2 separate regions of the Homo sapiens genome follow, and region 2 is linked to region 1. The links are chromatin loops, found by intact Hi-C in ENCODE. Cell type or tissue: ascending aorta. All regions are shown on one strand. Each heading gives the region's core, and the rest is flanking DNA. Links, peaks and the distances in the headings are about the cores only. Region 1 overlaps FICD (FIC domain protein adenylyltransferase). Region 2 overlaps CMKLR1 (chemerin chemokine-like receptor 1).

The links. Peaks named below come from ENCODE experiments on the same cell type or tissue, not always from the same donor. Only the 100,000 strongest peaks of a DNase experiment are listed, where the experiment ranks them.
Region 2: a loop joins it to region 1, with 2.9 times the contacts of the local background. A loop is called at or near these places in 9 of 110 quality-filtered maps.

Annotation. Positions count from the first base shown.
Region 1 is chr12:108,518,395-108,521,298 of GRCh38, reverse strand. FICD (FIC domain protein adenylyltransferase) reads right to left here. Exons shown (of 3, transcript NM_007076.3): 3 at 89-2,899. The coding sequence ends at 1,824. Among named protein-coding and RNA genes, the nearest start is that of FICD, 4.6 kb to the right of the region's middle. In ascending aorta, for the core only: a CTCF peak has its summit at 1,545 (motif pointing right); no DNase peak of the experiment used is centred there.
Region 2 is chr12:108,304,071-108,306,974 of GRCh38, reverse strand. All of the region lies in intron 2 of CMKLR1 (chemerin chemokine-like receptor 1), which reads left to right. Among named protein-coding and RNA genes, the nearest start is that of CMKLR1, 34 kb to the left of the region's middle. RefSeq lists enhancers at 788-1,309, 2,880-2,904. In ascending aorta, for the core only: no CTCF peak of the experiment used is centred there; DNase peaks (open chromatin) are centred at 614 and 1,254; H3K4me3 peaks cover 1,676 bases; H3K27ac peaks cover 2,500 bases.

The DNA.
Region 1 (2,904 bases), core at 405-2,904:
CAGTATTATGAATAGGGCTAAAGGTCAGAATACCCCCACTGCCCTTATGACAGATGGGAACATCTCCCAAATAAGACAGTCTCAAGCATTCATGTAATAAAATAACTTTATTAGAATCAGGAATTTGTTAAAATAATATCCTTCACATATAGCTAAAGTGCAAATTCTCTTGCTCTGTAGTAGAAGCAAGCACATCTGTCAGACCTCCGTGGTGTGCTTATAAAACCAAGACGAGAAGAGTTTTAAGAAGTACCTCTGGCAGCATAAGAGTACGAAAACACATTTTATAAAGGTTTGAACAATTATCATTTGGAGCCATTTCATATATCGTGTATGTCTTTTCACTTATTTTTCTTAACCTTTCAAAAACTACTCTGTGCTATTTATACAACTGAAGAACTGTATAAACTACTTTAGAGCAGTGGCCTCATTACTGTCAGGAACGGAATTACCAAATCAAAGAGACAACACTGCGTATTCGCCATCACTCACACACTGACAAAGTGCAGTAGTGTTAGACATCATGGGCTCTGTCACTGGGAAAGGGACCCAGTGACTTCCACCTCTCTGACTCTAAATAGCAGCAGTCATATTGGCACCTGTACCATATGATTCAAAGAGAAGATTCTACTTCCATTGGATGACAGCTTGGAAACCCGGCCATATTACATAGAGCACTACATCATTTCACAAGTTGCGAGAAAAATAAGGCCACTCCGAGGCAATCTCTTCTGCCTCCCAGGGGGATGGGACACGGGACAGTGCAAAGACCGTGGAAGATGGCAGTAAGTAGATGAAACTCCAGGACCAAAGGGATGCAGCCTGGCCATGGCTGAAGGTTTTTGCTCCATTCAGTAGAAACTGGTGCTCTAATTCATTATCAAAAATGCTTACTTGGTGTCCACATGGCACTTGTTTTCTCAGGTTAACATCTGCCTACAGAAAACTCAGGCAGAGGGGTGAGGGCAGATGCCTACTAGCATAACACCTGGTTTGCAGCACGATACAGGTGGAATGACAAGCCCAGAGAATTTCAGACGAAAACATCTGGCCTGAGTTGCTACAAATGAAGTGTGAGAGAAACGCGGATACACAAAGAAAACCAAACTGCCCGCCCACCATGTTTCCCCCTCCAACATACAGCTCTTTATGGCTACCCCCTATTCTTAATTAGAAAAATAGTCTCAATATGAAAAAAAAAAAAAAAAAAACAGCTGCTGGCACTAAAGTTTGCAAACTATGGCTCAAAAAGTCTTCCTGCAGGTAAGTAAGGAATGTCGGCATTCATTTTCTCTTCTATGAAGTTTGCTTGGAAGTTAGTCACCACTAATCTAAACCTTGAGAAAGTGAGCTTTCAACCATTTCTCTCAGCTGCGACTTGGGTCTGACTTCCCAGTTGCAGTCACAGAACCTCTCAGCCTGTTTCAGAGAAGCACTTGGAGGAGTTATGTCAGTGGCTCTGGGCCCCGTCCCACACCTCTTGGCCGCTCCTCCACCTTAGTGCAAATTCTGCTCCAGAACCTTTGTTCTGGTCACATGGTGGCACTGTTGCCCCTAAAGCACGGCCACCAGCAAGACACAGCAGACACCATACAATACTGACTAGCTTGCTCCAAAGAAGAAAATAAATAGCTTGGTTGAATTATAAGTTATTTTAGAGACAAGGCTTCATAACTTAGTTTTTTTTTTTTTTTAAAACTAAAACATTTGGAGGTAAAGAATGTTTCTCCTTTTGCTTTAGGAAGTGACTAGGTTTCTAGAAATGCTGTTTCTTTTTTTTTTTCCTACCTCAGGACAGCCTTTGTCACTGAGGATTTCTAGGGTTAGGGCTTCACAGGAAGCGTCTCCTTGAACCCAGAGTGGTTGGGTTGGGCTTCTGGCAGTGCCACCGAGTACTCAGTTGTGGCAAAAAGCAGGGTGTCCAGGGTGGTCTCAGTACACTTGGCGATGAAGCGAATGAAAGGCCTCACGTCGCCCTCGTTGGCAGCTTCCAACACGTGGTAGTAGTCGGACCGCTGCTCCTTGCGGATGGTGATGGGCGGGTAGCCCGCCTGCATGAGGATGAGGTTCATGAGCAGACGGGAGGTCCTCCCGTTGCCATCAATGAAAGGGTGGATGTAAACGAGTTTATAATGGGCTAAGGCTGCAAACTCCACTGGGTGCAGGTTCATGGCTTCCTCGGAGTTGAGCCACTGTACAAACTCCTGCATCTGCTTTTCCACATCCTGCGGATGGGGAGGGATGTGGTGTCCGACCAGGACCTGTGTTGTCCGAAACCTGCCGGCTTCCACGGGGTCCACGTAGCCCAGCACCCGCCTGTGGATCTCCAGCACGTCGCTGATGGTGACGGAGCCGATGCGCGAAACCAGAGTCGTGTTGATGTACTTCATGGCTGCATGCATGCCTATGACCTCGTTCTGCTCCTCCAGGCTCTTCCCGGGCACGGCGTAGCGGGTCTCCAGGATGTGCCTGATTTCCGAGAGGGTGAGGGTGTTGCCCTCGATGGCCACTGTGTGGTAGATGTGATGGTAGTAGGTCTCCTCCATGACCCTGCGCAGAGCTGAGTTCCCCTTGGGGATGGACATGACCTTCTTCACTTTGCTGTCGATGATGCTGAAATACCTCTGGTCGATCTCTTCCACAAGAGGCAGTGTCCGATCGCGGTTGACCAGTGCTTTCTCATGGTAGGGTGAGATGGTCAATGCTCTGGTGTACAAGTAGTCCGCCTGGATGATGTCCTTGTCTTCTTCCGAGAAGATGCCAAACTCGGTGAGCGCGTCCACGAAGTCCGGGTCCATCTTGAGGGCGTGCATGAAGAGCTTTTGGGCTTTTTCCCGCTTGCCCTGGCGCTTCATCTCCAGGGCCTGGTTCAGGGCAGCTCTGGCTTCCAACTTACCCGCTGGA
Region 2 (2,904 bases), core at 248-2,747, 210 kb after region 1:
TGTACGGGACCCATTATTGGGGGCTACAGGGGCTTCCTGGCCTGGAAGGACAGATGTCCATCAAATGCTCTTGCTGGGGACCTTCTGTGACTAGGAATGGCTGCTGGGGAGATGGTTACAAGGGCAGCTAGGTGTCCAATAAAGTAATGAGGCTGAGTTTGCAAGGGCGTGTTCTCATGGAACTTGGTTCCGTCTGGGTCTGGGCTCGAGCCTCAGCTCAGTCCTCAGGTAGGCAGGGTCTAGATTGCTCAGGCCATAGTAAGGCATTGGTCTTGATTCTAAGAACAAGGAGGTGCTAAGAGGTTTTCAGCAAGGAGTGACATGATGTGGTTTGCTTCTTGAAAAGATTTGTCTACTAGGAATAAAATGGTCTGTGTACTAGGTAGATAGGTTTCTAACCAGTTAGGAGCCCCTGGTAGCCACATAGGTAAGCAGAGGTGATGCTCACAGCTGTGAGTTGTTGGGAGGACAAAATGGGAAGAACTTGTTGATAGATGTGTGGGTAGGGAGGGAGGGGAAAGTGTGGAGAGTCTGGTTTCTGAGTCAGAGTGTTGGCAGGAGATGGACAACCCACTCAAATGAGGTGATTAACGAGAACTTAGTCAGGGGAGGACTGACAAAAGGGTAGACAGTACAAGGGATCCCTACCACGCTCCGGGTCCAGTGAAGGCGAGAACTCACTGTTCCTAGACTGAGGGGCTAGAGCAGGAAGTAGTTAAGGCACCCAAGGAGTGTGGCTGTGGCCAACCCGCACACCTCTGACAAGGAGGGAGCTGGAGGGTTTGTACCCAACCGCACGCTCCACGCCTGCAGTTGTGGATCAAACCAGAGGTCAGAGGGCAAACAGCCTATTGAGATTTTCAAGCAGGTCAGCCTGTAGGGCACAGAACAGACAGGGATCTGGAGACAGAGATCCCCGGAGAGGAAGGAAACGCTTTTAAGGCTCAAGGAGTAGTGTTCTAATGGGAGGATGCCAGGCAGTGGCGTGAATATTTTGGGTGGGGGGGTCTCCCTGAGTCGGTGAGCTCATCAGCTGCTTTTCCTGGCCTCTAAGCAGGTGGGCTGTCTGGGTTCAGGGGCATAAGCTCCTTGTTTTTGCCCATTCTTATGGAGTCCTAAGCTCCGTCGTGGCCCCTTCCAAACCCGAAAGAAAATGGGACAGTCTGTTAGGCAGCCCGTGCCGCTCTGCTCTGCTGCAGTGACTCAGTGCGAGCTCCCACATGTGGGCGTGGGACCAGGGAGGAAATTCTCTCCTGACACGGAGCTAATTCTGTCCTGGGGCTGGCAGCCAGGCCTGTGGCTGGAACATCTGCAGACACTGTGTGGTTTCCAGGTTCCCGAGTCTGTCAGAGCCTGGGGATACAGGGATCTGGAGGTGTCTCTGGAGCCATCCTTGGGAGATGAGAGGCCCCTTCTCTCTGCCCTGGAGGGTAGGAGATCTGGTGAATGGACTGGCCCAGAAGGCAGCAGGCAAAGACATCAGCACCTACAGTCGTCCAGGCCAGGGGGAGGCTGGTATGCTGCTCAGGAGAGACATTTTTGAGGGCAAGAGTGGTGACTGGCCCGCCTCATTACATTTCAGCTGCTGGTTGAGGCTGTGATCTTGTGCTTTGGGGTCAAAAAGTCCTTGGTTCAAATCCCGAGCTGATGCTTAAAGGCTGTGTGAATCTGGACTAGTCACTTCACCTCTCTGAGTCCCTATTTGCAAATCTATGGAACGGTCTATGTGGATCACACTGAGGCAGAAGTTATGGAAGTCCCAGGCACAGTTCTAGGCTCTGGGGATACACCATAAACAAGAGAGACCAAGTCCCTCTTTTCTATGATTTAGAGAGGGTCATGCACTCTCTGGGCCTTAGTTTCCCCTGCTACAAGAGATGGTCCTCCGAGGGGCCTCCCAGCTCCTTTTGGAGGCTGACAGAATTGGAGGAGAGGTGTCTGAGCCATCTGGCTGGACTGTCAGGGTGGGTCATGTGGGGAGAAGATGGGGACAGGAGCCAGGCCAAACATGGTCATTTGCAGAGCGAGGAATGTTTCCAGTTTCCCTGATGGGCTCTTACGCCCACAGGCCCTGATAAAGCCCCTGCATTTGGCCTGTGGCCTGCTTTCAGGAAGAGGTTAGTGGTAGCCTGCGATGAAAGAGACAGCAGATTGACAGAGTGGCTGCTGGAAGCTTGGGCTGGCTAGGCGCACAGGTGAGGAATGTTGCAGGTGAGGGGCAGCCGAGCCTGTCAGAGGGGGAGGGCTGACCCGTGACCGGTGTGCAGGAGGTGGAGAAAACATGGGAAGAGAGAGGAGGAGGTGGAGACTGAGAAGACAGGGAGACTGCAGAGAGATGGAAGAGACGGAGAGGGCCAGGAACAAAGAGAGGCAAACACAGAGACTGGGGGAGAGAGAGAGGCAGAAAGAACAAGTCAGATATGAGACAGAGGAGAGTAAGAACAGGACAGAGGTGGAAGCAGGGAAAGAGACAAAGGACAGAGAGACCAGGGCAGAAAAGGAGCCAGTGCTTTGCGATGTAAAGAACCCATTGGGCAAAGGGGTTTAATCAAGGAAGCAGAAGGTAAATATCTGCTGCCCAGATGGTCCCCGGCCCTGCTGTACACTGAGCCCATAGGACACACACCGGCAGGGGAACAGCCAGAGGAGGTGAGGCCCTGGATCCATATGAACTTGGGTTTTGAATCCCAGTCCTGGTAATGGCAAGGAGAACTCACTGTCTCTAGGCTGAGGGGCAAGAGGGAGCAGTGGTTCTTGGTGCCTGGAGAGTATAGCTGTGGCCAAGTCGACCCATGGAGACCCTACAGGGAAGGAGCTGGAGGGTAAACACCCAACCTTGCTGTCCTCCAGCCCTGCAATCCCTGCTTAACACTGTCATCGATCAACCAACCAGGCAGGTGTGAG